Linked DNA regions of Mus musculus: region 2 is linked to region 1. The links are chromatin loops, found by intact Hi-C in ENCODE. Cell type or tissue: gastrocnemius. All regions are shown on one strand. Links, peaks and the distances in the headings refer to the core of each region. The heading gives the core; the rest is flanking DNA.

Region 1 (15,506 bases), core at 2,490-10,489:
TGGTTATGATCTGACTCGTGCACTTGCAGGGGAGTGATTTTTTTATTTTATTTTATTTTATTTTAATTAATTAATTAATTTATTTATTTTTTGCCGGCTGCAGATAGTTTAATTCTGAAGATAGTTTAATGGGAGAGCCCTGGGAAGGTCTGAGGAGGCTGTTAGGTCCCTGCTGCTCCTGGTTTCTGTTGTTGCTGTTTGACGATTGGATTTACCTCAAAGAATCACTCCTAATCAGCAGGAAGTAGTCTTTTTTGTTGGCTGAAAGATATCTATACCCACTTTCCCTTCTAACCTCCTTTCTCTCCTACCTAGTGTTAGGAAGGTTGGGAGGGACTAGGGTGTAATAAGTTTAGAAAGAAGGTAGAGATATAATAATCTAATAAAATAGCTTTAAAAAAAATCACACCAAGCCAGGCAGTGGTGGTGCATGCCTTTAATCCCAGGACTCGAGAGGCAGAGGCAGGCAGATTTTTGAGTTCGAGGCCAGCCTAGTCTACAGAGTGAGTTCTAGGACAGCTAGGGCTACACAGAGAAACCCTATCTCAAAAAACCAACAAAATAAAAATAAATAAATAAATAAATAATCACGGCAACAATGTGCTGACTATGAAAGACTGGTCCCGGTATTTCCAGTTATGTGCTTTGGGAAGACGAGTAGGTGCTTTGATGATCGGGGAAAGCCTGGGTGTGAGACTGTAACTGGGCAGTATATTCAGGCTGGGCCATTCAAGGAGAGGAGCCTGTTAGGCCAGGGGGTGGGGGTTGGGGGCAGCCTTTAGACAGAGAGTAAGTGCAAAGGCCTTGGAACAAGAGCAAGCTTGGCTGCAATAAGACTCAGAAAGGTCATGAAGGCCTCCAAAGAGTAACGGGGAGAGAAGAGGAACAGGGGAGGAGGGAGGAGGGAGAGACATGAGGTAGGGTACCTAGAGTGAGAAGGAATGGCTGGAGGAGGGTGTGGGGTGGGTTTATAAAGGTTGTCCTGTGCCTTTAAAGTCTTTTATTTTATTTATTTATTTATTTATTTATTTATTTATTTATTTATTATATGTAAGTACACTGTAGCTGTCTTCAGATACCCCAGAAGAGGGCATCAGATCTCACTGTGGATGGTTGTGAGCCACCATGTGGTTGCTGGGATTTGAACTCAGGACCTTTGGAAGAGCAGTCAGTGCTCTTACCCGCTGAGCCATCCAGCCTGCCTTTGAAGTTTTGATGGTGGTCACACCAGTACTCCTATGGTATTACTATTCAAGCTGCACGTCCAGAAGTTAATTACAAGGACATATTGGACACCATCCAGATGGAGGTTCTGTCAGCTTTCGGCTGCCATCCAACCTATGCCTGGAGATATCACCCTGTGGTAAGAAAGCTTTGAAGCTTTGACACTCACGGGTTTAAAGGATTCAGCCTGGGGTCAGTTAGCTAGTCCATTGCGTTGGGCCTGTGGGCAGGCAACAAATCATGGCAGGAACATAGGATAGAAAAAAAAACCAACCAACCAAACAAACAAACAAACAAAAAACAGAACAAGCAGAACTAAAAAAAAAAAACCTTAGCTCATGGCGAGAAAGAGAAAGAGAAAGAGAAAGAGAAAGAGAAAGAGAAAGAGAAAGAGAAAGAGGAAGAGAAAGAGAGAAAGAGAAAGAGACTAGGGCCCCATAGTTCCTGTGAAGTGTGTAACTCCCACAACCTCAAGCCCCTCTCTAGGCAACATAGTATCTTAATATCTCCACCACATCTCCTTATTGCCAGGCCGAGGTGAAGCCTTTAACACAGGGCCTATGAGGGACACTCTATATTCAAGCAACAGCAGGGATGTCCTGCAAAATGAGTGATCCAACATATACCCTGCAGGTGTCAAGGGACTGCTTAGATTCAAAGACACAAGGGGACCTGAGGACCAAAGCAACAGGGAACTCTGGGATGGGTCCCAGACATGGTGTTGATGTCACAAATGGGATTAAGTTCTAAAGATTAGGAAACAAAATAAAAAATGTTAAACTCAAGGTATTGGTCAGGATTCCAAAGTTGTGTAGCCAAATGACCTTAGTTTTAAAAAATACATTTGGGACTGTAGAGGTGACTCGGTCGTTAAGAGTACTACCTGCTCTTCCAGAGGACCTGGGTTCAATTCCCAGCACCTACAAGACAGCTCACAACTATTCTGTAATTCCAGTTCCATGGGATCCAACACCATCATACAGACATTCAGGCAAAACTACTAGTACATAGGAAATAAAAATAAATCATTTAGAAAAAAAGAAATACACACAAACATTGTGTACCCTACACCCTCAAACATTACAGAGGAAGTATCATACATAAACAACAGGTCTTGATTCTTAAAAAATTTTCTTAAATTGATTTCTTAAAATACACAGGTATGTATTTGTATTTATTTATTTGTGTGTGTGTGTAGCATTGTATTAGGACCTTTGGGTGGCTTAGGGGGTAAAACTGCCATGCCTGACTCCCTGAGTTCAATCCTCAGGACCCATATGATGGAAGGAGAGAACTGATCTCAGTGTTGTCCTCTGACCTATTCACGCAGTGCAAATAAACAGATGCTTAAAACAATGCACTAGTCAGGGTTCTCTAGAGGAACAGAACCAATAAAATGTGTGTGTGTGTGTGTGTGTGTGTGTGTGTGTGTGTGTGTGTGTGTTTTCAAATGGACTACAGAATATGGGTTAGGTGGCCCAACAATGGTTACCTAAATGTTGGAGAGCCTGAGGAACCAGGAACTGTTCGGTCCATAAGGCTGAATGCCTTAGGAATCCCAATGGTCCATGGTGGAAGCTGAAGATGTTGAGTTTGATGCCAGCTGAGTACAACAGCTGCAGCAATGAGAGAGACATACTCAGCAGCAGGAAGGAAGGGGAAGCAGGGTTGCTTTCTCCTAGGACCTCTCTATCTGGACCACTTAGGGAAGATGTTGCCTACCCTGGAGGAGAGTCCTCCTACCTCATTTAATGGCCTCCTGGAAATGCCCTGATGACCTATAGAGAGGCATGTCCCTTAGTTAATTCTACCTTCAATCAAGTTGACCACAGATATTAACCAACCAGATATACATGTATACCTTAAGAGGAAGAAAGTGGACAATAAGACATATGAAAGAGCAGGCGTGTTAGCAACTCCTCTTGCCCCTGTGACCAAAAATACTGGAAAGAATCAAGTGTGGAGAAAGGACTTACCTTGGTTCATGGCGGATACAGTTTATCATAGTAGGATGGTATGGCTTCGGTCTCATTCCATGGTGGTGGGAGCTCACACTACAGGATATACTCTTTAAGGCTGACACCCCACCCCCCACCCCCCAGTCACTCACTAGGTCACAAGTCTAAAACAGCATGGTTGGTGGGGGATGAAATATCCAACACAGGAGAGATCTCAAATTCAAATTATACTAAAGATTTGGGGTTTTAGAAGAAAATACAATTAGCTATTTTTCTCATCGCTAGACAAAAATACTTGATAAAAAGCAACTTTTGGCTAGTTTCTTTTTGGCTCACAATTCCAATGGTACAATTTATTACATCTGCAGAAGATGGAAGGCATAATGGTGAGAGTGTGAGGTGGCTGGTTACATTGTATCCACAGTCAGGAAGCAGAGAGACCGATGCTGGTCTCCATTTTGTTCAGTCTAGGGTACTGCCCAGGTTCAGTTAAACCTCTCTGTGAGTACAAGAGACACACCCTTCACAACCCTAAATCCAGTAGACTAACCATCACAAGCTACAATCCCTTCCGCAACAGCAACTTTCCCCCCAAGGCTGTACAAATAGCCTGTCTATAGCTGTCTCCCGACCAACACCCACACCCCCAGTACTCATACATGTTAAGTTTTAAAGTTCAGGCTAAGAATAGGTTTGCAGTTCACGTTGGATGGCAAAGAAAATGCTGTAAACCAGGCAGCAGTGGGCAGTCCAGACAGTGCTTGCAGGGAGAGCTGCGCCTATGCCCGCTTGAGTGTATTCTCTTGTTTCCCTCGGCTTCTTAGGATGAGGTTCTTTGTAAGTTCTAAGCGTGGGCCAGTTAGTAACACAAACCAGGCCACCAGATGATGCGGTTCGGCAGGCTGGTTGCCAGGACAAGTAAGTTCATGATAAGTTTTCTCGGGGAGAGGGTCACTGGTGATGTCACCACCCAGCACCAGGTGCTACATTGTATCAACAATCTACCAAACTGGAACTAGGCGGGTTGACCGTTTTTCTCCTAAACTCTGTTTGATCTCCACCTCCTGTTATATCCTCTATTGAATACAGCTCACAGCATAGCCCCTTGTAGCCGACTTGTTACATATACTCCAAAATATAGTAACTTTGTATTTATATAAATATGTAACTGACGTTCCATTAAACATACTATGTTAACGTTATGTTATAGTTTTTGTGCACACTTTCCCACCTGTCTTCTACCTAAGTTGCCCAGGCTAGCCTTGGAACCCTAAGGCCTGTGCTGGCTCCTTTTAGATTGCATAGTACAAAGTAACAGCAGGGCCCCCAAGCTCTGGTCATCAGAGATACATTTTCCATTTCCCCAGCAGCATCTGTATTTGCTGGTCAATTGCTGCTCAGGAGGGAGCCAGGGTAGGGTATCTTCTGCGAGACAGATTACTCAGACCACGCAACAGAGGAAGGGCCCTGGGATGCTGAACGCCTGGACTAACTGCATCCGGTCCCATCCTCCCAGGAAGGCCAGGCCGTGTCCATGCCGGGCACGCATGGCTGACGCAAGCCGGGCCTCGGGCGCGCGCACCCTCATTCATTCCCTCCATTCATTCTGCAGACGGCGGCCGCGCACACTTAGCGATCGCCCGCCCGCGAGATCCCCGGTGCCTGTGGACACAGGACTTGGGGACGAAGGTCGGGCGGTGCCCGCTGAGCGGCAGCGAGCGACCGAGAAGCAGCACCCGCCTTTCCCGCCCACGAGGCCCCTGGCTAGGCCGCCGCCCGCGTAACGCGCGGCCTCCCGCAGCCAGCGCATGCGCGTGGCAGCCCGCGCTCAGCGCCGGCTCCCGCGGGCCCTTCACGGTCCGCGTGCGTGCGCGTCCCCGCTCGGCCGGCCCACGTGACCCGCCGCCCCTCTCCCGCCCTGGGCGCTCCGAGGGCCCCCGGCCGAGTCGGACGGCTCCAGCGGACGTGCGCGTGCACGCGCGCCGCGTGGTTGGGCGCGGCGCCGTTGCTCCGCCCTCTCCCGGCTCCTCCCCCCCTCCGCGCGCCGGCGTCCGCTGCGTCTCCGGCATTTGAATCGCGCTTCCGCCATCTTTCCAGCTCCAGTCGGACAGGCGCGGAGACTCTTCTGGAAGGTAGCGTCGAGGCCGGGAGGGTGCGGGCGCGGGCGCGGGCGGTGACCGGAGGGTTTGGGTGTCCTTCGGGTGGGCGCGGGGCGGCGCTGGCGACGAGGCGAGGCGAGGCGGACGGGCAGCGCCCTGGGCTTTTTCAGCCCGCTTCCCTTCCCCCCACCGTCTCACGCCGCGTCCCCGCCTTCCCGCGCGCTCTTCCCGGCCGCGGCCTTTGTGGGGCGCACGTGCCGCAGCCGCTCTCTCTCCCCGCAGGATCCGCCGCGATGGCCGCCCAGGGAGAGCCGCAGGTCCAGTTCAAGGTGCGTGTGCGGCCGCACGGGGGCCCTCGGAGGGCGAGCGAGCGGGGAGGTCGGGAGGGGACGGCATGGCGGGGACCGCTCACGCCGCCGCCTCGTCTCTTGAATCTAGCTCGTCCTGGTGGGCGACGGCGGCACCGGGAAGACAACCTTCGTGAAGCGCCACTTGACGGGCGAGTTTGAGAAGAAGTATGTAGGTAGGTGCGGCCGGGGGTGCTTCACGGCAGCGAGGCCTCCGGGGGAAGGCGGCGGGCAGTGCACGGCTGACCCCTTCTGCCGCCCTGTTCCCCGCAGCCACCCTGGGCGTGGAGGTGCACCCGCTCGTCTTCCATACCAACAGAGGACCCATCAAGTTCAACGTGTGGGACACGGCCGGCCAGGAGAAGTTCGGGGGCCTGCGCGATGGCTACTACATCCAAGGTGAGGGGGGCCTTGCGGAAGTGGGCCCAGGCCCTCGGACATGTGCTTGGGGTATGAGCCGGAGAGCCAGCCGTTGCCGGGTGACTAAGGAGAGGGGACAGAAATCTCTTGGAGGGAGGCGACCTGGTTGGAGTGGATAGGAGATTTTTTTTTTCTTTTATAAGAATCGTCCGTGGTGTCGTTTGATCATATGCTGTGTCATGCTAGGCATTGATTTGGGGCAAACTGTGTGGCTTCAGAACTTAGTAGGAGACTAAGCTATTGGGAAAGCTCCCGGGTCACTTTTTGGTTTTCGAAACTTGAATTAAGGGCTACACGCAGTAGCTTACCCGTGATTATTCCCATCATTAAAATAAGTAGTGAGCATTTGCCCCAAGATACTAAACCTCTAGCCCCTCCTGGAGCCAGGCCCTCTCTCACACGTGAAACCTGCCGCCTCATGGAAACTGTACTTTTACTTTTCTCCTTGAAAGTAATCGAAAAAGCTTAGTGGGGAAAGAGTCTGTTGGTGTTTAAAGACGAATGAATATCCTTGTGATCTTACTAGCATGATGAGAAAATTCGTTCTTTGGCTTCTTCGCATGTAAAGGCAAAGGGGTGTTTATAACCGGGGTTAACTTTTTAACCAAAAAAATGGGGATGCTCACGTGCTTCCTCTTAAACTGTATCCTCACCATCCCTGCAGGGTAGGTTATAGAAACCTGGGCTCAGATTTTAGAAGACTGGTGTTTGAACTTTGATGAACTTTGATGGGCCAGCAGTTGGTAGTTAGTGATTAGGTGCCTTGAGGAGAAGAAGGTAGTTGATAGAGTGAATTGGTCTTGACTTTTGGAGTTTTCATTTGAAGAGGAATTGGAGTCAGTGTGCCATGTTTTACCATCTAACTTTTTAGTGGGGGACAGGGAGGACTTTTGAATGGAGTGGGTTGATGGGTGATCCAGAGTCAGGCCCAAGATGATGACTGAGTCCTGCAGTAGACTAAGACACTCTACTGTCTCCAATGTTTTTCAGCCCAGTGTGCCATTATAATGTTTGATGTAACCTCAAGAGTTACTTACAAGAATGTACCTAACTGGCATAGAGATCTGGTACGAGTGTGTGAAAACATCCCCATTGTATTGTGTGGCAACAAAGTGGATATTAAAGACAGGAAAGTGAAGGCAAAATCTATTGTCTTCCACCGGAAGAAGAATCTTCAGGTACGTTCTAATTTCTCGGTTCATTCTTAGAGAAGATTGTATATAAGGTACCCGTATATGTTCTATATTAAAAATTGGTCAGAGGGTTTTAATGTGGATTATAAAATGTCTTTGTTTAGAATGTCCTGGAATGGAGATTATTAATAGAATCATTAAGCATACATTCCTTTTTCTTTTAAAACAGTACTATGACATTTCTGCCAAAAGTAACTACAACTTTGAAAAGCCTTTCCTCTGGCTTGCCAGAAAGCTCATTGGAGATCCTAACTTGGAGTTTGTTGCCATGCCTGCTCTTGCCCCACCTGAGGTGGTCATGGACCCAGCTTTGGCAGCACAGTACGAGCATGATTTAGAGGTATTTGTTCTTTTTTTACAGTGTTTTGTTTTCGTGTGTGTGTGTGCACTTTGCCTAGTTTCTGCAGAGGTTGGCATTGGATCTGCCCAGACATGTGGGGTGCTAGGAATCAAGCTCCGGTCATTAGAAGAGCTGGCTGTGCGCACTTAACCAGTCCTGGTGGTGCTCGGCCTGACTTGGTAATGGTAGTTCTGATCTGCACTGTTTTGTTTTTGTTTGTTGCTCCAGGTTGCTCAGACGACTGCTCTCCCAGATGAGGATGATGACCTGTGAGAAAGTGAAGCTGGAGCCCTGCGTCAGAAGTCTAGTTTTATAGGCAACTGTCCTGTGATGTCAGCGGTGCAGCGCGTGTGCCACCTTATTTAGCTAAGCAGATCGTGTACTTCATTGGGATGCTGAAGGAGATGAATGGGCTTCGAGTGAATGTGGCAGTTAAACATACCTTCATTTTTTGGACTTGCATATTTAGCTGTTTGGAACAGAGTTGTTTCCTTTCTGAATTTCAAAGATAAGACTGCTGCAGTCCCATCGCAATATCCAGTGGGGAAATCTTGTTTGTTACTGTCATTCCCATTCTTTTCGTTTAGAATCAGAATAAAGTTGTATTTCAAATAATCTAAACAAGTGAATCATCCCTTGCTTATTAAAGCCACTAACACGAGGGAGCTTGTGCCATATTATAGTTTAAAATGCTTCTGCTATTACCTGAGGTCTATTCAGTTATGTTCTCCTTGTGCCTACCTTCATAAACATTTAGATTGTCTGTGACTCAGCTAGGATGATATCTGCCCTACCTGCATTTAGCCAGGTAGTTTAACCTAAGAGAAGACCTTGTGTAAAACTAAAGATTTAAGTATGTACGCATCAGATGTTTAAGGATTGCAGTTGACAATTTCTGTAACCTAGGCCTTCAGAAGTTAGAACTGCAGTTGACGGACGGAAGCTTGAGGGTTTTCTGAGATGGACTACATTTCTTCATTTCCATGTCTAATGTTGGTTCTCTAAGATGTCCTCTGCTTTCAAATATTGGCTCCTATATTGAGTGGTAGTCTCAGGAGGTAGAGGCAGGAGGATCTCTTGAGTTTGCCCCCAACCTTAGTCTACAGAGCAAGTTCCAGGACTGAGAGACCTGTCTCAAAAAATTCATGGTAGGCTGTTACAGTATTACAGCAGCTGATCTTTTTTTTCTCCCACGGGGTTTATATAGGTTGTGCAGGAGAGGAAATGCTAGGGCTACTGCCACTGAGGAGTAGGGTGGGCTTCTCTGATGTGATAGTGTTAGTTGAGACTTAGGTGTGTGATCCCGGCACAACTGTGTTGCTCAGATGTATTTACAGCAAGCCATTCCGTGTGCTCTGCTGGTCCAGTCTACCAAAGTTCCTAGAAGGGTGGATACCTTCACATAGTTGTTGGTGTTTGTTTTGTTTTGTTTTTTTCTCCCCAAAGAAGGTAGATGACTTAAATACAGTGGGGAAGGTGGAAGGAACTCATACTGTGCATTCTAGCTTCAGCAGACTGATTGCAAGACTCAAATTTGATGTATGTGCTATGCTATGATCAGGTGAAGACCCTCTCCCCTGACTGGGATGAAACCTCATTTAGATGTCTTGAATTAATACATTGTGTGTAAACCTGGTATAGAATGTAGAACCTTTATGACTTTCTGATTTTTGTAACAGTTAAATGTGGGAGCTGCTTACGTGTGTTTAACCAGAGTGCAGAGATTTACATTATTTATTGGAAGAACTTAAATATATATCATTTCTGCTTTGCCTCAGTTTTCTGAGTCATCTCTAGTATTTGCTGTAGGAGTTGTGAATAACATTTTTTTTTTAAGATTTGAAGTTTGATCTGCCAAATAGCGAGTTCTCTCCAGTTTTTACAAGTAGGGGAAATCTCCCCCCTCCCTTAAAAAAGCATCCTTGAATAGATGGCTCCTTACTAATCATTTATTACCCAGCAGTTATGGCTGATTGAAGCAGTGTCACCAACAGAGAAGCTGGGGTCTGGCATTTGAGAAACAGCTTTATTCTGTGGGCTTTGGATTTAAAAAAATTTTTTTTATGTATAGGATACACTAGCTGTCTTCAGACACACCAGAAGAGGGCATCTGATCCTATTACAGATGGTTATGAGCCACCATGTGGTTGCTGGGAATTGAACTCTAGAAGAGCAGTCAGTGCACTTATCAGTTGAGCTATCTCTAGCCCCCATTTTTTTGTTTTTAATCAGTTTATAACCTGATTGAAACCCTCACTTCCTCTCACGTCAGAGAAGGTGAAGGCCCCCCACCCCCTTAAGCACCAACCCTCCCTGCTACATAGAGTCAGGACTAAGCACATCTCCCACTGGCCGGACAAAGCAGCCCAGCTAGGGGATAGTGATCCAAGGGCAGACAAGACTCAATCCCCCCTCCAATTGTTAGGGAATTCACATGAAGACCCAAGATACGCAATTGTTAGCAATTGTTACATATGTGTAAGGGGCCTAGGTCCAGCCCACACATGCTCTGGTTGGTGGTTCAGTCTCTCTGAGTCCCCATGGGCCCAGGTTAGTTTACTTTAGGTCTGAGATGATCCCTTCAGCTCCCTCAGCCACTTGCCTAAGACTCCCCTAGCTCCACCTGCTGTTTGACTGTGGGTCTCTGCATGTTTCCATCGTTGCTAGATGAAGCTTCTCAGAAGACAGTTAACTCAGGCTCCTGTCTGCAAGCATAGAAGAGTGTCATTAGCAGTGTCCCTGGTTGGCTCTTGTGGGATGGGTTTCAAGTTGGGCCAGTCATTAGTTGGCTGTTCCCTCAGTTTCTATGGGTCGCTGGCTCCCTCCACTGCAATTCCTGTCCTGCCTGGCTATCAGAGGTGGCTACTTGGGTTTTCTTATACCAACATGAATTGCTTGCTTTGGTAGATGGCAGCCAGGGACATACAGGTAAGACCCTGGTTTGAGTTGAGTTTGTGGATGTGTACTGAGTTGACTGTCAGCCGTGAGGAGTATAGTTGCTTACCCAGTTGAAGCAGCACTGTGTCAAATCCTCACTGCCCTGGAAGCAATACTGTCTGTCGGGCTTGTCCCGGCACCTTTTAACTCTGAAGCTCAAGATGTAGCTGGCAGTGAAAGGCACCTAACCCTGTAGATAATGGCTCTCGTTCATAGCTAGCAGAGCCACATTACAGCTGCTAGGAACCCTCCTGCCCTTCTTCATCCTGCCACATACTAACTCAGCATCTTAGCCTGTTTCTACTAATGGGTCCCTGATAGAGACCTGTTGTTACTGGATCCCTAAAACTGACCAGATTCACTAGGCCCCTCCCGGCCCCAGAAAGCAATAAAAGCTGACAGTACTCAGAGGGAAGGAAGCTGAGCTAAAAAGACTCTCAAGCCACACCAGCTGCCTGGGAGGAGCAGAAACCAGCCAAGCTGTCTAGAAGAGGTTGACTGAGATACCTGGGAAAGGTATCTCAGCCTATTGATCCTTACAGGCTGTGCAGTTGCTCCAGGTGCCCAGTCTTGTGAGCCATGTCACCCATGTTGGAGTGAGCTTTGGCGATGCAGTTGTCCAAGTCATTTCTGCTCTTGTAGTAACCCCAAGAAAACTTTATTAGTTCAAGTTGGTCTCTGGTGTAAATCCTGTAAAATTGGGTCTGCTGTGGATTCCATAGTTGGAGTGCGTAGCTGTGTGTGTTACATCTCCTCCAGGAAAAGTTCTGTCCTCCAACAGGCTGTACCAAGTGGTTATGTGAAGATGACCAGGCCCTCTGCTGGCAATCTTCCAGGCACAGTAAATGGACTCCCAAGACTGTGAGGAAAGGGTGTTTGCAGCAGAATCCTAGAGTCAGCCTGGACCAGTAAGCTAGTAGCCGGTTTGTGAGTAACATTTGCTTTTTAGCATCCCTGACATAGCTGAGCCCTTCTCCCATGCTTTCTGACCAGGGAGGAATAGTCTGCTGATACTTTCTTGTGACCTTGCAAATGCTTACTCAAAAGGCAAGGGACCAGCCAGACGGCTCAGCAGGCAAAGGTGCATGCTGCCAAGGCTGGGTACCTGAGTTCAATCCTCATATCCCACAAGTGCAGAGAACCATCTCCTGAAAGCTGTCCTCTGGCTTCTAGGCACACACTATAGCCACCCCCCTCCACCCCCCTCCCCCACTTAGATAAATGTAATAATAAAACTGATTTCAAAAGAGATGAAATTGTACTACAATTCTGGTTTTTGTTGTTGTTGTTTTTAAGATTTATTTATCTATTATATGTAAGTACACTGTTGCTGTCTTCAGACGCACCAGAAGGGGGCATCAGATCTCATTATGGTTGTGAGCCACCATGTGGTTGCTGGGAATTCAACTCAGGACCTTTGGAAGGGCAGTCAGTGCTCTTAACCTCTAAGCCATCTCTCCAGCCCCACAATTCTGTTTTATTTGTTATTTATTTATTTATTTATTTTAAAGATTTATTTATTATATATAAGTACACTGTAGCTGTTTTTAGACACACCAGTAGAGGGTGTCAGATCTCATTACGGATAGTTGTAAACCACCATGTGGTTGCTGGGATTTGAACTCAGGACCTTCGGAAGAGCAGTCAGTGCTCTTAACTACTGAGCCATCTCTCCAGCCCCTTGTTTTTATTTTTACGTAGCCTTTCCCAACTAGTCACCCATAGCATGCATAGACCATGGATCCATGTGACCAGTTCTGTAAATCTGGCCAAGTGTCTTAGTTAGGGTTTTACTGCTGTGAACTGACACTATGACCAAGGCAAGTCTTTTAAGGACAACATTTAATTGGGGCTGGCTTACACTTTCAGAGGTTCAGTCCATTATCATCCAGGTGGGAGCATTGCAGCATCTAGGCAGGCATGGTACAGGCAGAGCTGAGAGTTTAACATCTTTATCTGAAGGCAGCTAGCAGAATACTGGCTTCCAGGCAGCTAAAAAGAGGGTCTTAAAGTCCACACCCACAGTGACACACCTACTCAAACAGGGCCACATCTTCTAATAGTGCCACTCCCTGGACTGAGCATATACAAACCATAACATTCCACTCCCTGGTCCCCAGTGACTTGTTCAAACATATGAGTTTATGGGGGCCACACCTAAACCTAGCATAACGTAAAATATATTTAGTCCAACTTCAAAAGTTCCCATAGTCTATAGCAGACTCAACAATGTTAAAAGTCCAAAGCCTCTTCTGACATTCATCCAATCACTTAACTGTAATCCCCAAAGCAAGACAGAAAACCAGCTAGGCAAACTCCAAACTCTGCATCTCCATGTCTGATGTCAAAGCAGTGTTCAGATCTCCAACTCCGTTTTCATCTTTGTTGACTGCAACAAACTTCTTTCTCCTGGGCTGGTTCTACACCGTTAGCAGCTTTCCTCAGCAGATAGCTCTGGCATCTCAAACATCTTGGGGTCTCCAAGGCAACTTCAATGTTCCAGCTTCTTGTTTCAATGTCTGGGAGCCACACATGATCTTCTGGGCTCCTCCCAAGGGCTGGCATCACTTCTCCAGCTTTGCCTTCTGTAGCACTCTAAATTCAGGTTGACTCCACTCCACTGCTTATGCTGTTCTTGTGATCATCCCATGGTACTGGCATCTCCAATATGCTGGGGTCTTCTGCTGCAACTAGGCTTCACCAACAAATAACCTTTCATAGGCTCCCTTTCATGGTGCCAAGCCTCAAATCCTTTGCATGGCTCCTTCAGTCCTGGACCATCAACAGTAACTGAGGCTGCACCTTCACCAATGGCTTTCCATGGCCTCTCACAGTGCCAAGCCTCAGCTGCTCTTCATAACCCTTTCATGCCTTTAAAAGCAGTACCACCTGGGTGATTCTTATACATTACCAAGTACAACTGCAGTATGAGGTACAACCTTGGCTATCTCTGGAACACAGTTTCTTTGTGCTCTCAGAAAACACTTCCCAGAAGATTTCACCTCAGTGATGCTAGTCTCTTCTTTTTTGGGGGGGAGGGGTCGGGGGGTCGAGACAGGGTTTCTCTGTATAGCCCTGGCTGTCCTGGAACTCACTTTGTAGACCAGGCTGGCCTCGAACTCAGAAATCTGCCTCCTGAGTGCTGGGATTAAAGGCGTATGCCACCACACCCGGCTGCTAGTCTCTTCTTAATCACTGCTAATTTCTTAGCTCCAGCTAACCAGCATCAGTTGTCCCAGTAGTCCCTTCTATTCTGGTCAGAGCCACATGGCCAAAGCTACCGAGTTCTGCAGCTTGCTGAGGCTGGAACGTGGCCCCCTTGTTCTATTACGTTATCACTAGCTTTCTGTTTTCTAGTTCCTTCACTGTGTAAGCTTGGCTGTCCTGGAACTTGCTCTATAGACGACTTTGAAGAGATCTGCATGCCTGTCTCCTATGCACTGGGGTTAAAGGTGTGGTCCACCAAGCCTGAATTCAAGTTGTTCTTCACCTAGAACTTGCTCTGTTCTAGGCTGGCCTTGAACTCAGAGATCTGCTTGTCTTTGCCTCCTTGGATTAAAGGCTTATACTACCATGCCTGGACCTACATTTAGCTGGGTGGGATCTTGTCCCAGGTTACTACTCCCTTAATTCAATTTAATATCCTTAAATACAGGATTCAGTTCCATTTTACTTCCTGGTGCCTCTTTAATACTTAGCCATATATTTTGTATTTTTTTCCTTTCTAAGCTTGCTACACTTGTCTAAAATGCTCTTCCCGAGACTTAACCAGAGAACAAAGTCTCAGCTGGGCTTTTTTTGTCATTGCAATTAATCTGAGTCTTCACCTTCGTTAGCCTCAGGCCTCCTTTGAGCTCTGCTTTGTCACAGACAGCTTTCACTGTAGCTCACCTCTTCTGATGAATGAACCAAGAACCTTGGTTGGGTTAGGTCAGTGGTTCTCAACCTGTGGGTCACAACCCCCTGGGGATCAAACAGTCCTTTCACGGGGGTGGGGGTGGCCTTAAGACCATCAGTAAACCCAGTACTTACATTATGATTCATATCAGTACTTACATTATGATTCATAACAGTAGCAAAATTACAGTTATAAATTAGCAACAAAAATAATTTTATGGTTGGGGGTCACCACGAGGTTGAGAACTACTGGGTTAGGCAAATGCTTTCCTACTAGACGGCACCCAACCCAGCCAGTCCTGGCTTAACTGGGTGTGATCTCCAAGGGTTGGACATTTCCTGTGTTCTACTTTTGTGGAATACTCAAACTGTCAATGGTCTCAGTTTCTAAACATTCGTATTGCTTAATGAGATAGAAAAATTAAATTTACTATTTTGTGTTTGTTTGTTTGTTTTTTGTTTTTCGAGACAGGGTTTCTCTGTATAGTCCTGGCTGTCCTGGAACTCACTCTGTAGACCAGGCTGGCCTCGAACTCAGAAATCTGTCTGCCTCTGCCTCCCAAGTGCTGGGATTTAAATTTACTATTTTAAGGCAAGGTTTCACATAGCCCATTCTGGCTTCAAACTTGCTGTATAGTCAAGGATAACCTTGAATTAACCTTCCTGCCTCTACCTCCCAACAGCTGGGATTACAGGTGTGCACTACTATATCCAGCAAACTTAAAAAAAAATTCAGTAGTGGGAATGGAACACATGCGAGGCACATGTTCCACTACTGAGCTATATTTCCAGTTGAGATACTTTTAAATTGTCTTTTTGTTTGTTTGTTTAAATCTTCGTTGTTATTGTGTGTAGATGCAAACGCCGTGATCCATGTGTTGAGGTCAGGTGACTTCAGAGTAGGCAGGATCAAACTCAGGTTGTGACTTGCAAGTCAACTGCCTTTCCCAGATGAGTCATCTTTGATGGCCCATGCTTTCGCCCCCCACCCCCCTTGAGACAGTCTCACTGTGTATTCCAAGCTAGCCCCAAACTCATGATCTTCCTGAGTCCTGAGTGCTGGGATTACAAACGTGCACCACCACGCCCAG
Region 2 (15,506 bases), core at 3,269-11,268, 480 kb after region 1:
CGGGGTCCAGGCTGAGTTATCAGAGGAAGAATCTGATCAGAGGAACCCAGGAGAAGTTGCAGCCCCATTTGGTTCATTGGTCATATGGAGGACAGTGTCATGTCTGCCTTTGTCCTCACTCAGGGCTGGAGAGGGTGGAGCCGGTGCTGAGGACTCTCCTTGTCACCCTCTCGTAGTTCACAGGGGCTAGTTTGGGGTCTTCGTTCCTGTAGCTTTAGCTGTTATTAGGCATTTAGGGTCTGGATCTGTCCGAGTTTTTGTCGATCTGGGAAGAGAAGAATCGCAACTGAGGAATTGCCTCACCCCCCCCCCCCATTGGATTGGCTTATGGGCATGTGTGTGGGATATTTTCCCGATTGTGATTTGATGGAGGGAGGTCTACACACTGTGTGATTTGATGGAGGGAGGTCTACACACTGTGGGCCATGCCATTCCTGAGCATGAGAACGTAACCTGTATAATATTTTGAACTTGAACTAGGCATCAAGCCAGAAAGCAGTACCTCTCCACCATCTCTGTTTCCGTCCCTGCCTGGCTTGAGTTCCTGCCATTCCCTCCCATAATTCCTTAGGCTTGTGGTGTTTACCATAGCAACAGAAAGCAATCTAGGATGGGATCTGAAGCTCAGGGGCTGACGTTTTGGTTCCCACTGTGGTGACGGTCTTAGCTAGCTGGGGTTCTGGCCCTATTGGTGGATTAATCCATTGATGGATTCATAGCTTAACTGTGGGCTGCTGGGAGATGGAGGATGCTTTGGGAAGTGAGGCCTAATAGGAAAAAGTAGGCCATGTGGATTAAGGGAGATAGTTTGTTTCCACTCCATCCCTGTGTTCCTCCCTTCCTCCCTCTATCCCGCGAAGTGAGCGGCTCTGACCCTTCCCACACCCTCTCTGCTTTAATGGTCTCTCCACTGCCCAGAAACAATGGACCAAGTAGCCATGAACCGAAACCTCCAAACTATGAGCCCCTTCCTACCCAAAGGCATTTTATCACAGCTATGGGAAGCTGCACATCACAGAGGAAAGGTCTCCAGGGGAGCCTGAGGCATGACCAGGCATTCTCAATTCATAATCCGGCACTGGCCCTAAATTTGAGACTGTCTCGTCTGAAGCTACACCTGGCTATATGATGAGATGGGGAGTGGGGGAGGGGCAGGGCAGTCGGGTCCATTTGGAGAACCAAGTGGCAATCTTGCTATTGGCCCTTATGTGTAAGGGCAAGCCAATTATAAATTCCCTAGGGACCCGCAGTCTCCAAGACACATTTGATCCAAGACTTGCAGGTCACAGCATCTCTCTCAGCCACCTGGGCTTTTCCCCTCCACCTCTGCTATATAAGTAATGGCGCTTCTTTTATGATCTGACATGAATTTAATTCTCTCTGTGCTTCCAGCTCTGGTATTGCAGCTAAGTTGGAAAGGGGCCAAGGGGTTCATATAATCCCGTCAGCAAAAGCAGAAGATGCAGCCTCTCACAGAACCCGGTAAGTGCCTCAGACAACTTCCTTCAGGTGAAAATGAGGTTCTTGGCTTTGCCCTAGAAAAGGATGTCTAGTGTGAAGCAGAGATGGAATTTATTAAGAAAGGGGAGGCAGGGGCAGGTGAATCTCTGAGTTCGAGGCCACTCTGGTCTAGAGAGTAAGTTCTAAAAGAGCCAAGGCTACACAGAGAAACCCTGTCTCAAGAAGAAAGAAGAAAAGAAAAAGGAAAAGGGAAAAAGGAAAAGAGATGTCTTTAGGGGCTGGGGATATGGCTCAGTGGGTAAATTGCCTGTGGTGCAAGCCTAAAGATCTGAGGCTGGATCTCTAGAACCCATGTCAAGCCAGATGTAGTAGCACTAGTCTGTAAGCCCAGTACTTCAATGAGGAGATGAGAGGCAGAGGCAGCTAAATCTCCTGAGGTGCACAGCTGGCTAGCCTGGTTTGTGTCATAGTGAACAAAAGACCCTATGTCAATCAGGATAGAAGATGAGGACTAAACACCCAAGGTTGTCCTCTGACTTCTAGACTCACGCACATGCATACATATCACACACACACACACACACACACACACACACACACACACAAACACGAGTGGAAGTGGGGAATGTTTTAGAATGGATTTGAAATGGTGTGGACCTGTCATGAGAAAGCTACCCTTGACTGTCTTCACATTGGCTGTGAATACCGTCTTACTGACTTCTGAAAGTTACAAGTTACATCGTTCAAAGAACTGTTGAAAAACAATTGTTACTATTTCCACAAATGAGACCATGGAGTGGTTTCTGAGGGGTACTGGACAGGACTGCAGGCCCACAGGTTAAAAACAAGTCAAAAGAGCCAAGGAACCAGGCAGTGGTGGTGCACGCCTTTAATCCCAGCACTTGGGAGGCAGAGGCACGTGGATTTCTGAGTTTGAGACCAGCCTGGTCTACAGAGTGAGTTCCAGGACAGCCAGGGCTACACAGAGAAACCCTGTCTGGGGAAAAAAAAAAAGCAAAAAAAGAATCAAGGAAACTCTTCTTATAGGTAGGATGAAAGGATGTTAAGATGTGTTTTGACTGTGAATGAGCTTCCTACTCTTGTTGGTTAGATTCTCAAAATAATAATAATAATAATAATAATAATTTAGATAAGGAAGGAGGAAGGCTGAGATTTCACGAAGTTCCAATAACTCAGCAGACCATCTTGCAGGTCAGACTGAAGCCAAGTAGTTTTTTTGTTTTTTTGTTTTTTTTTAATTTCATTTTATTTTAGTGTTTGTTTTTAGTTTTTGGAGACGGTTTCTTTGTGTAGCTCTGGCTGTCCTGGAACTTACAGACCAAGCTGGCCTTGAACTCACAGAGATCGGATTGCCTCAGAGTTCTGGATTAAAGGTGTGTGCTGCCACCACCCAGCTAGGACTGCTTAATTGTGCATTCTTCTTCCCTTCGATTTAAACCTAAACTTCCTGCCAGTGGCCCAAAGATGGAGTGGGTGGGTGATACTTAATACTGACGGACAACTTGGTAGGCTCTTTAGTGGCCTGGAAGACAAGCCTCTATGAATGCCTGGATAACTGAAGTGAGAAACCCCAGCTTCCCTGTCTGTGGGTGGCACTATCCCCACGGGCTGGGGTCCCGGACTTCATAAAATGGAGAAAGTGAGCTGAGCACAGACTTACCTTTCTACCAGCCCCTCCCCGTCAGCGGCTCCTGAACTTAAGGAACAGCATTGGTGGAAGGGCTCTCTAACAGGTCTGAACGGCAAACGTGGCTGCACCTGTAGGTCTTGCCCACCCACCTTCCTTCTCCCCTGCTAAAGCATTAGATTACATTTCTGGAGCTAGCCACCAAGGTCTGTTCTTTTATTTGGCCATTTCCCCATGCTTGACTAAACCACCAAGGTCCTGCTGCAATCAAAATTCATTATTTGACTACACTGGATAACATGTTCAATCAGGATTTACCATGCTAACACAGACTTCTCTTTCTCTCTCTCTCCTTTTGAAAACCATGCCTGCAGAAACACTCGTTGCTGTCTTGTCTGACCCAAAGGCAACCTCCATCTCATCCCCACCCCGAAGACACGATTGCCCCTCCAGAGTAATAAATGTCTGTTGTGCTGAGAATCTGGTGTCTGGATGTGCTCTGTGCTGACTCCGAGGCCCCCTTACACTCACTGGGGATAAGGAGAAGGAAGGAAATTTAAACATAGTTGTTAGGACCTAAAAATTGTTGTTGTTATTATTCTTTCCCTGAGGCTTAGAGCTCTCAGAAAAGTGAGGGAAAGGCAGGAGGGAGGCGAAATTAATTGTGAAGATTTGAGATAAGCTCCTGTCTTTACCTCAGAAATAAAATTCTCCTTTGCCAGCCAGTGAACAGCCACTGCCTCTGGCTGGGTTCCATTTCATTCATCTCTAAACTGAGCTGTCAAAATGCCACGCTGAGGAAGCGAAGCCTGGGACACACTGCAACCAAGGCACTTTTATTTTAAGGTGGTTATTTTATTTAAGATGGTGGGCGTTTGTGGTGATGCAGGTTTCTGAAGGCTGGGGCGGGAAGATCAAGGTCACCCTAGGCTATTTTCGTCGAGACCTCCATCTCAACCAAACAGCAAAACAGGATGTTGGGACTTAACTGAAGTGCTCGACTAGCATGCACAAAACTCTGGGTTAGAGCTCCCTGCCCCAACACCATAGGTCAAGATCCCTTTGGAGGGGTCGAATGACCCTTTCACAAGGGTTGCCTAAGACCATCAGAAAAAACAGATAATTCTATTACGATTCTTAACAGTAGCAAGATTACAGGTATGAAGTAGCAACAAAAAATAATTACATGGTTGGGGGGTCACCACAACATGAGGAACTGTATTAAAGGATCCAAGTGATAGGAAGGTTTAGAAGCATTGACATGCTTCACTGCATCTGTACTTTTTGATGTCAGAAGGTCACCTATGTATATACCAAGCTTCCTTTGAAATAGGTGACAGGTGGCACATTCCGGAGAGAAGCAGCCTTAGCAAGCTCTAAGGGCGTTGTTTAATCTGGGTGCCTCTCAAGTTGGTGTTAAACCCAAGTATAGGGCTAGGGATACAGTTCCATTTGTAAAGTGCCTGCCTAGGACATATGAGGCTCTGGGTTCCATCCACAGAACCGTATAACCAGGCGCACTCCTATAATAGCAGCACTCAGGAAGTAGATGCAGGAAGATCGGAAGTTCAAGGTAATCCTTGGCTACATAGCAAGTTTGAGGCCAGCCTGGGCTACATGAGATTCTGTCTCGAAAAAAAAAAAAAGCTTCGAAGCTGCAGTTTGCCCATGGAACTTGTAGTTCTTATGTACACATCAACTATGTGTACCACTAGACAGAGTTCCAACCTCCTTGGATCAAGACTAATCTATGAGTCCAGGTCTTCTTGGTAATTTTACATACTAGAGGTTTTCTGATAAAGCCAGCCAGGATCCCGGAAGATAAAAACAGGGCAGTTTCTGTTGAGATTTCTATATTAGCTTGTAACTTTCCCCTGTCCAAATGAACAAACAAACAAACAAACAAACTCAGAGAACACAACATAAACAGGGCAGTTTCTGTTGAGATTTCTATATTAGCTTGTAACTTTCCCCTGTCCAAATAAATAAATAAACTCAGAGAACACAACATAAATTGTGGGACTTGATCCAGGAGGGCTTGCCAGTGGTGGCTTCCAGGGTCCCGGAAGATAAAAACAGGGCAGTTTCTGTTGAGATTTCTATATTAGTTTGTAACTTTCCCCTGTTCAAATAAACAAATAAATAAATAAATAAATAAACTCAGAGAACACAACATAAATTGTGGGACTCGATCCAGGAGGGCTTGCCAGTGGTGGCTTCCAAACACAGAAGCCACAGAGGCCACAACAGCTCAAAGTGGGGTTCATTCTGTGTGTGCTAGCTAGCAGTATGTCTCAAACGGGTGAAGCAGAAAACACTCATGCAACAAGCTACAAGAAAGCAAATTTATTTTCCACAAATAAAGCCCACAGGACAACACAAGCCTAGATCGCATTGTGAGCCAGTCAGCCAGAGAGCAAGCCAGGCAGTAGTGGCGCACGCCTTTGATCCTAGCACTTGGGAGGCAGAGGCAGGCGGATTTCTGAGTTCGAGGCCAGCCTGGTCTACAGAATAAACTCAAGGACAGCCAGGGCTACACAGAGAAACCCTGTCTCGAAAAAAATTTAAAAAAAGGACCAGAGAGCAAGCCGCCTGGGGCAAGAAGTAACAGTGTATGCACCAGCTATATCACAGATGTATGTGGTCCCAAAAGGCAGCCTGCAGGTCTTTACCTAGGGGATCATAAGTCACTGACTTATAGTGTAAAAGGGCATTGGGTTCTTAGGGAAGACTTAGATGAAATTCAAATAGCCTGTATGGGGGTCAGAGAACAACACTGGATGTCATTTCTCAAGTGCCATCTCAAGTACATCTAGTGTAATATAGGGCCTTTCACTGGCCTAGAACTCACCAAGTAAAGCAGGTTAGATGGCCATGGAACCCAACACCTCAACCTGTCTCTACTTCTAGAGCACAAGGATTATAAGCAATCGCCATCACACCCAGTACTTTTTGCATGGGTTCTGGCAATCAAACTCAGGTGCTCATGTGCGTAAGGCAAGCACTTATCAACTGAGACATCTCTGCTGGTGTGTGTGTGTGTGCGCTGAGTTACTTTACATTAAAAAAAAATCATTAAATGAATTTTGGCTTGAGGTTAAGACAAAAATTCCAACCGTTTCTTTTTTTTTTTTCCCAACTGTTTCAAAAGTAGACACAAACATTTCTGCAAAGCAACCTTCTCCACATCATAACTATTTTACTTAGTATTCGTTCTGGTGTACTATGTACATGTCTGTATGTGTGTGTGCACGTGTGTACACAAATGCATATGGAGGCCAGAGGTCAACATCAGTTGTTTTTCTAAATCACTATCCACTTTTTAAAAACCTAAGTTATTTGGGGAGGGAGGGGGGTGTCCGTGGCTGAGAAGTTCTTCTCTCCTTCCATCCAGTCGGACTTGATCTAACTCGAGTCGCCTACACATATACACACAAAATAAGTAAAAATTAAAAAAAAAATTAAAGTTAAATGTCACCCCGGGGCACTAAGCAAGACCCTATCTTGAAACTAAAACAAAAAGGGCTGCAGATATAACTCAATGATAGTGTTTTACCTAGCAATGATATAACTCAATGATAGTGTTTTACCTAGCAATGGTGAGGCCCTGGGTCCATGTTCAGAACTGAAAGGGGGAAAAAGAAAATCAAGCATCTGGGTCAGACACCAGAAAAAACTGCAGCCCTGCAGACCTCACGTCGATAATACTAGCATCTTAACTGAGCTAGGACAGTCAGAGTTCGAGTCTAATTTGGATCACAGTGACATCCTGTATTTTAAAAAGGGAAAGGGAAAGAATCTGCTCCCCAGAAGGAAACAACCCGTAGCGCTGTCTCCTAGCTGGAGTCTTTCTCCGCCACTGAAGCCCGTAGCCACTGAAAGCCCGCCACTCCGAATATTTAGGGCTCACAAGTCCTGGAAACGCCCTCAGTCAGGCGGCCAGGGCTAGGCTTCCTAGTGATCTAAAAATCGGGCTGTTAGAAAGGAGCAAACTGTCTCACTAGGACGGCAAAGACGCGTTCCCAACAAGATCCCCACTTGTCTCCACACCTGGCGGCCGCCCTCCAACGACAGTAGAAGTTGGCGCGCGGCCACCAACCGCGCTTTCGTCACATCCTAGGAGGCCTCCAAAAAATGGCAGAAATAAATTTCTTTCCATAAACACAACTTACCATCGCAAGATCAAGTTGGACAACGAAAACTAACATCTACTTAATTTTTTAGCGGCTCAAACAGCTTGCGGACGTGGCGAATCTACCACTCTCACCTCCGGAAAGAGCGGGTTTCCTACCGGAAGTTGCGTCTCCTCCATTTTGTGGCTCGCTATGGCGGCTGTGTTGAAGTTGCGAAGAGGATGCGGCGCCTGTGACTGAGTGGGTAGGCCAGGCGAGGCATCGGGGACGTTGTTCGGCCCAGCAGCAGACCGTCCCGGACGTCGGGGACGCTGTCATGTACGGTGCCGGCGGGGGCCGTGCCAAGCCGGAGAGGAAAGGCGGAGTGAAGGAGGAGGCCGGGCCGGGCGGCACCGGCACTGGGGGCAACCGGGTGGAGCTTCTGGTTTTCGGCTATGCCTGCAAGTTGTTCCGCGACGACGAGCGGGCTTTGGCCCAGGAACAGGGACAGCACCTCATCCCCTGGATGGGGGACCCCAAGATCCTCATCGACAGGTCGGTTCCTCCCCCCACCCGTCGACCCTCCCCTCCCTCGCCCGCTTGATTTCGCCTGATGTTGACTTGATGGCCGGGACCGAAAAAGGGGGTTTTGCGGAGCCCGGGGACTCGGGGGGCCTCCCTGCCCCCCACGTTCCCCGGCGTCCGGGGGGAGGGGACGGTGAAACCGGCCCTAAGGCTCCGGCCAGAGCTGGCGCCTCCCCGTCGCCGGAGGGATCGACTCTGCTCCCACAACCCCTCGAGCCCGGGCTGCCGCTGGCGACTCAGCGCGGGTGGAAGCTGTCCGGGGCCCGCCCGCCCGCGCCGTGGGGCGGGTGCCGCTGTCCCTCCGCTGGCTGTGCGGGGAGGGAGTCCGGGAGTGCGCTTTTGTTCCTCCGAAGCGCCGCACGCCGAGGCCCGTGGGTAGAAGCTTCTTTTGGACCCCCCAACCCCGTGAGGTAGCCTGAACCGTCTCTGGCCGGCTTGACTTTTGGCGTCCGGGCGAGCCCTTCCCCGCGGTTATTGCGACCATTTGCCCAACCGCGGTAGTGGGTGAAGTTGCTGTCTTGTTGGAAGCCGGTCGACCCGTGCGGACCTTGCTCTTAGGGGGTAGCGTTCTTAGAGCTGGTTTCACTGTTTTCTAAAGCCGAAGGGTGGAGCTGGGTTTATACCTTTGTGTTGGTTCTTTTCAAATCACACCCACTGAAGGGTGCCTGGAGTTGAGGGTAAAGGGGTGGGAACGTGAATTTCTGATGGTGTTTGATTTGAAAAGGATGGCATTACATGATTGGGTGTTTTGCTCCCCACCTCTCTCCTCATTTTTTCCATCTCTCTTTCTTTCTCCACCATCCCGGGTTTGGGTATTTGTCCTTCCGTTGGGCGATATTGCTTCTGGGCCCAGGACTAACTGTGAGCAACCATTAAGCTGTGGCGTGGTTTTCTCCAAGTGAAGTAAACCCATCGTTTGAGACAAGTAAAACTGGATGCTGCAAAGACTTGGAACTTGCATGACTGTAGGGATTACCTGTGAGCTGGCCAGAACGGACACGGTTAATGACCAGTAGGCCTTTCCGATCCCTTACGTCTCCATTTGGGGAGAGATCTAGGAAGAAAGGACTTGTGAAGGGAGTGTTGCCTATCAGATCGGCTCTGGATCTGATGGTCCACTCTGCTGGAAGGTGCTATGCCTTTGAACCTCGCTCGGTTGATAGCCAGTGATGCTGCTTCCCAGGCACTCGTGGGGATGTGTACTGTCAAAAGTTGGGCAAATGCTGAAACCTCTACTCCGTATGCAGTTTCCATATCATTCTGTGCATGATATGAGTTAGACCTCCCAAAACCGGTGGGGAGCAAACACCACACATGTATATGTGTAATATTTGAAAATAATACATTTGTAAGTTAAGGAGGTTTACATCAAAGTTAAGCAGATTTTGATAATAAAATGAAACCGTTGGGGTTCCCAGGAAATTTTGGCCTTTTTCCTGTGGTGTATGTTTTCCTTCCTTAATTTGGTCTCCATCACAAAAGTCAACATTAATATATCATGCCAACTTTGGTTTGTCACTCCGAATTCACCTGTGCAACCTAAATTTGAGATTTAAATTGTTGTCTGGCAGCTGTACAGTGACAGCATCTCCATTGAGTCTTATGTTCAAACATAGCAGAACGTGCTCCTTATTCCTAAGTTGGTAAAGTGCCCATTGGTCTGCAACGATGTGTCTTCATCCTGGGACTTAAAGTTAAAGGGACATACTGATGCTGCGCCTTCCGATGGTTTTGCCGTGTTTGCAGTGAACCTCCTTAAACTGCATGTATATGTCACTGTTCCTTTGTATGTGTGTCTCTCTACCACATAACCCAGCACTTCTCTCCTCAGCCAAGTGGCTAGGGGCAAGCCTAGCCAAGATTTTACCTCCAATGGACGCAAGTTTCTTTGGTGAAGATCTCTCCTGAGAGTTCGGGACTAGCAGGAAGAAGCGAGGAAATTTCGCCCGTTTGGTTCTGTCGGATAGGTATTTATGGACTCGGTCTGTGTGAATGTAAGCTGTAATATTTAACTACTGAGAACAGATATTTTTTTTGCAAGTGGCATTGAATGGTTGACCAAAGCATACATGGTAAGAACTGCTAGCAAGGGGGTACGTTTTCTGCTCTAAAGGATTGTCTGCCTTTAGCTCTAAGTTCTGTTGTGCTGTAGAGAGGTGCTTAGATTTTGTTATGATTACTCCAGTTTAAAAGTAGGAGAGAGATGACTAGGCATATTAAGTATAAATCTGAAGCTTTGCATTTGTTTTAATATTTTTATTTCATTAGTTTAATTGGTAAGTATGTGCATAGAGTGTCACACACAACCAGCATGGGTGTAGACTTCCCTCCAGTGACCAGCCTGTTCACATTACAGATACGACGGGCGTGGTCACCTGCATGACCTCTCTGCGTACGATGCTGAGTACGCCACGTGGAACCGAGACTACCAGCTGTCTGAAGAGGAGGCTCGGGTAGAGGCGCTGTGTGATGAAGAGAGGTATTTAGCCTTGCATACGGACTTGCTTGAGGAGGAGGCAAGGCAAGGTACTGCTCAAGAAAGACTTACTTCAGCCACACCTTTTTAAAATTTTAAGTATTTAAAAAGTTACTCCCGTTCATTTTTATACTCACTCTTTCTGATATTATCTTGACAGTACCCAGTGGATTGGAAAAACAGGAGTCTTTGCGTTCTGAGAGGACCTCAGGATAGTTTATATGTAGAGCCACAGAGAATTTTCCCAGCTTTTGAGGGCAGACTGGGATTTGAAAAAACACAAAAACAAAAAACCAAAAAACAAAACTCTTTAACTGTTCTTCTTTAACAGTGTTGTATGAATTAAAGTCGATGTTCTTGTCTTTGCCTTAGTGATCTTTAATACAGTTCTTAATCCCAAAGTTTCCTCAGCAGGAAGAAATTTCCCATAAAAGACGTGTATTCTTCTATCTGTGGGTAAACACACACTGGCAAAAACTACGTGCCAATAGATACCAAGTGTCATTTCCAGAAACGTTTTCTCCTCAAAAAAAAAAAAAAATTGAAAAATATTTGAAAAAGTGTATTGTATGGTTCACTGATAGCTGCACTCTAGAAGTGTATGAAGTTTTTCTCAGTAAACTTCCATTTTTGTTAATAAGAGTCTCATTTTTATTCAAGAGGAAGAATACAAAAGATTGAGTGAAGCGCTGGCGGAGGATGGAAACTACAGTGCCGTAGGGTTCACTTACGGCAGCGACTATTATGACCCGTCAGAGCCCACGGAAGAGGAGGAGCCTTCGAAGCAGAGAGGTGAGGGGAAGGAAGGCCTGTCCCTGGTGGGCAGTGACCACAGCACCACCGTTTGGGACACTAGTGAGGGCCCTTTTTTTTTCTCGTCTTTTTCGAGATAGGGTTTCTCTGTGCAGTCCTGGAACTCACTCTGTAGACCAGGCTGGCCTCAAACTCAGAATCCCACCTGCCTCTGCCTCCCAAGTGCTGGGATCAAAGGTGTACGCCACCACTGCCCGGCTTGGGCCCTTTTCTTATTGGAGCAAAGCTAGAGACTAGGCGCTGAGCTGTGAGTAGAGTGGAGAGACAGGACCTCTGATTTTGATTAGTTGCCTGGACCCAGTGGCTTCTCGCCTGCTCCTCTTAGGGTGAATCTCACTGAGTTCCCCATCATGGGATCCTGCTTCTGCACTGAACACACATTCTTCCTGTCTTAGTCATCGTGTCTTGACCAAGGCAGCTCTTAGAAGAGAAAGCAGTGAGCTGGGGCTAGCTTATAACGTCAGAGGCTTTTAATTCATTATCATCACGATGGGGAGCACGTCGGCATGCAGACAGATGGGCAATGGCTGAGAAGGACTCCTTAGGCTGAGAGAGACAGAGAGACTCTGGGCTAGGCATGGGCTTTTGTAACTTCACACCCCACCACCGGTGACACTCTTCTTCCAACAAGACCACGGCTGCTAATCCTAGTAATTCTTTGAAACGTTATAGGGAGTGACTTTAAGCCCCTTTCTGGTGACTAAGCATTCAGATACATTCGCCTATGGAGGCCATTCTTATTCTGACCACCACACTTCCATAGTGTCAGTGTCCATTCTGGGGACATCTGCAAGTCAGTTTTGCCTAGCAGTTGTTAATATTCCTTTGTCTCCTATGAATCTCTTCTGCATATCCTGTTTCCAGCAGAAGCATCCAGTGGAAAGACACCTAATGGGCTTGTTGACACTAAAGAAAAGACGAGACTGTTAGTATAACATTAAAGTTTGAAGTCCGTGCTCTCCCTAGGCTAATGTGGCACCTTTGGAAAACAATGCTGCCAAAACCTCCAAGCACTTAGAGTGTAAGCAGAGCCCTTCTGTGAGCTCTGAGGTCATCATTGTCACATTAGCGGTTCTCAGTGATGTGAGCTTCAGAACCCACGCAGTGACTCCCACAAGTTGTTCTCTGACCTCCACACATGTGCAGCCACACACAAAAGAATGTAATTTTAAAAGTAAATAAATTGGTAAAGATTCAGTTGGCTATTGAGGTGTATTAGTACCTTAGAATTCAGAAAAGATATAGCAGAAGATGTTAAATGGACAACAATAAAAAGAGATTTTAAAATGTGTCTTGATTACTCTTTTAAAAGAGAGTGGTTTGCTTGGGTAGAGATGATTTGATTTATAGTTTGGTGATCAGGATTGATTTGGGGGGGCTTTGGCTATTACCTCTGTTACTATCTGGGACCCACAGAAATAGTTGGAGGTGGTTTTGACACCAGTTTAATGCATCTGTCTTAAACAAGGGCTTGGGAGAGGCAGACATAGCTCAGAGGTAGAGAAGAGCTAGGCTTTATCCCCAGCATGCTAAGAAAATTACCCAGTTAGCACAGAGCAGACTGAGATACTATGTGTGTAGTAACGTCAGAGGACTTTAATGACTTTAAGGTCACTCATCAGGGGTCTGTGGAAGTTGGTAGAAGCAGTAGATGCACATCCATGGGGAGCCATGTAAAAACTGGAAAGTGACAACAGGTGCAGCCATGGGCGGTGGGAGGTAGAGTAAGAGCCCCTGTTCAGTAGCCTGAAGACTGCAGAAACAACCTAGAGCTTCTGTCTCAAGTGGAAGGCAAGAGCTAACACCCAAGCTTGTCCCCTGATGTTCCCATATGCACTGTGGCAAGCCCGTGCTCACATTTAGACACACAATTACTGAGTGTCTGCTAAGCTGAAAGCATTGTGCTCTGGGGGAGGTGGCCATGTAAAGTTAGCTCCCTTACACCAGGGAAGTGAGCTGGGCTTCACTAAAGCACAGAGACAGGTGTAAGAGAAGCCTATGCCCAGAATCCTGCCTGTTGTTGCATCTCCCCCCACCTCTTTGGAATCCGTGAATGGTGCTCTTCAAAGGGTGGATCAGGAGCTGGAAGAAGGGATTTCTAGAAGGAGTAGTGTACCAGTACAGAGTCAGGAAAAGCCCACACTATCTTTGCTTGCTGTTGGTTGGTTATCATACTGAAGTTCTTCTTCTTCTTCTTTTTTTTTTTTTTTTTTTTTTTTTTGTAACAGAAAAAAATGAGGCTGAAAACTTGGAAGAAAATGAAGAACCTTTCATCGCCCCTTTAGGATTAAGCGTCCCGTCTGATGTGGAGCTGGTATGTGTGCCTCCCCACTGGCCTTGTTTATTGCTGTTCACCATGGTGCATGAGAGTGTGGAGTAAAACACAGCCAGCCGCTGTTTAGATGCTCTGTGCTGCAAGATCATTTGTGAGTTGTATGTAAAAGAGCACAGCCCACTTACCTCTAAAGAAAAATGGACATTAGGTGTGGGGTTGCGCAGCTGTTGTCTTAGAGCTTGAGAGGCTAAGGCAGGAGGATCGCAAGTCCCAAGCTAGCCCAAGTGCTCCAGGCTGGGACCCTATCTCCGAAAACGAGAAGGAGGGCTGGAGAGATGGCTCAGTAATAGATTGCTTTCTGACCCTGGTTCTGTTCCAGATGAACTCAGGGGTTCAGGGACTCCATGCACTCAATCCTCTTCAAGCCCCTGCACACACAGTACAGATAACTTCATGAAGGCACACACGCATACACATAATACTTTTAAAGAATGTATGTTTTAGAACAAGAAAAGGAAGGGCAAGGGAAGAAGAGAGGAAAGGCAGCAGCTAGCGCACCAGAGAGTTGTGTGGAGTCTGTGTGGAGTTCGGTGGGGATCTCTAGGGTCCAGCTAAGATGCCGCCATTTACATACCGATGTGGAAACGGTTGTGCTGGAGCAGTCTTGAGGTTAGCAAAGTTCTGGCTTTGTCTGCTGTGAGTTGTAGAGGCACTTGCTCTTTACTGCACATTCACTGGACACTCTTGGGTCCATGTGACATGTCCTGGCTGCCCTCCCATGGATGAGGAAAGCAGAGAGAGGGCTCTGAATGCACCTGCCTGTCTCTGTTGAGGCTCCAGTTTGGTGTTTCATCTGACAAGCTGTTTCACCAGTCTCCTTTTAAATTAGGATTGAAACTGAGCCTCCTGTAACCCAGGCTGGCCTCAGGCTGAGTGTGTAGCTAAGATTGGCCTTGAACTCCTGATCCTCTCTCCTCCACTCCCACAAGTGCTGCGGTGACAGGCATGTGCCTCCAGTCCATTGTTTATAAGTCATGTTTGGAAAGGGTTCCTGAGGGTCCATGCCAGGAAAATGTGTCTTCTTTGACATTATTTTCACTCAGTAGCAAGTGTTGAAGGTATAACTGTTGGAGGTTTTGTGGTTGGCAGTGTAAATTGTCAGGTGGACAGGAGACACCATGACCCACCCACAGTCCCCCCGACACTCTCCTCCCTGGTGTGGCCACCCTCAGTCAGCGTGGACGTGAGGCTCTTGCTCTTTTCCTGAATCCTGGGAGGGAAGGTGGTGCCTTGCCCTCCTTTGGATGTCTTTCAAATCCGGGTAGAAATTTCTGTGCTTACTCTTAGGTTTGTTTCCCTGTTTCCTTCTTGTAACTCTTTTGCTTTGGTGAGAGCTGAAAATGTTTACCTGAGGAGTTAATATCCTAAGTTTTACAGTGACACATATTTTTGGGTTCTTGTTTTTGTTTTTGTTTTTTTTAAGATTCATTTTAAATTATACATGTCTGTGGGGATTTGTGCACATGAGTGCAGGTTCCCTCAGAAGCCAGAAGAGGGTGTGAAATTCCCTGGAACTGGAGTTGCCTAATATGGATGGGTGTTGGACATCAAGCATGGCTCCCTGGAAGAGCAGAAAGAGTTCTTAATCAATAAGCCATCTTTCCATTCCATATTCTGATATGTACTACGTCTGCAGTTCCAAAGCAGACTATTTTACATTAGAGGCCCATTGAAATTGAGCCTAAAGAACCATTTGCTATATTACCTATATTTTATACTAAACACATTTATTTACGATTAACTGTGTATTCAGGTACTTAAGGAGGCCAGAAGGAAAGAGTTACAGGCAAATGTGAGCCTGAAGGTGCTGGGACTTGATCTTGGATCTTCTTCAAGAACAGTATGTGCTCTTGATGCTGAACCATTTCTCCTACCTTTGACCTATCTTTTGAGACAGGTTCAATTATATTACCTTATGTTGGCCTCACACTTGGGGTCATCTTTTATCTCACAAATGTGAGGTGGGGTGTGGGTATGTGTACATAATGTACTTCTGCAAGTAGAGACTATAGGTCACCCTCAGTTCAGAAACCATTCACGATATTTTGAGACAGTGTCTCTCACTGAGACCTGAGC

Evidence for each region. A loop is a pair of places that touch in the nucleus more often than their neighbours do. Peaks named below come from ENCODE experiments on the same cell type or tissue, not always from the same donor. Only the 100,000 strongest peaks of a DNase experiment are listed, where the experiment ranks them.
Region 2: a loop joins it to region 1, with 5 times the contacts of the local background. A loop is called at or near these places in 5 of 42 quality-filtered maps.

Annotation. Positions count from the first base shown.
Region 1 is chr5:129,014,965-129,030,470 of GRCm38, forward strand. It overlaps Ran (RAN, member RAS oncogene family), which reads left to right and starts at 5,192. Exons shown (of 7, transcript NM_009391.3): 1 at 5,192-5,314; 2 at 5,564-5,610; 3 at 5,720-5,804; 4 at 5,902-6,027; 5 at 7,039-7,226; 6 at 7,411-7,581; 7 at 7,810-9,357. The coding sequence starts at 5,575. The coding sequence ends at 7,854. In gastrocnemius, for the core only: a CTCF peak has its summit at 5,499; DNase peaks (open chromatin) are centred at 4,083, 4,797, 5,135 and 5,912; H3K4me3 peaks cover 2,577 bases; H3K27ac peaks cover 2,048 bases.
Region 2 is chr5:129,493,821-129,509,326 of GRCm38, forward strand. Sfswap (splicing factor SWAP) reads left to right here and starts at 7,411. Exons shown (of 18, transcript NM_172276.3): 1 at 7,411-7,776; 2 at 10,163-10,332; 3 at 10,943-11,074; 4 at 13,324-13,409. The coding sequence starts at 7,559. Gm34468 (a long non-coding RNA gene) reads left to right here. Exons shown (of 3, transcript XR_377099.3): 2 at 1,393-1,482; 3 at 3,484-3,597. It overlaps Gm40332 (a long non-coding RNA gene), which reads right to left and starts at 7,406. Exons shown (of 3, transcript XR_868547.2): 1 at 7,282-7,406; 2 at 6,700-6,734; 3 at 6,430-6,528. Gm40333 (a long non-coding RNA gene) reads right to left here and starts at 674. Exons shown (of 2, transcript XR_868549.2): 1 at 503-674; 2 at 53-265. In gastrocnemius, for the core only: a CTCF peak has its summit at 7,187; DNase peaks (open chromatin) are centred at 7,228, 7,376, 7,983 and 10,212; H3K4me3 peaks cover 2,575 bases; H3K27ac peaks cover 1,740 bases.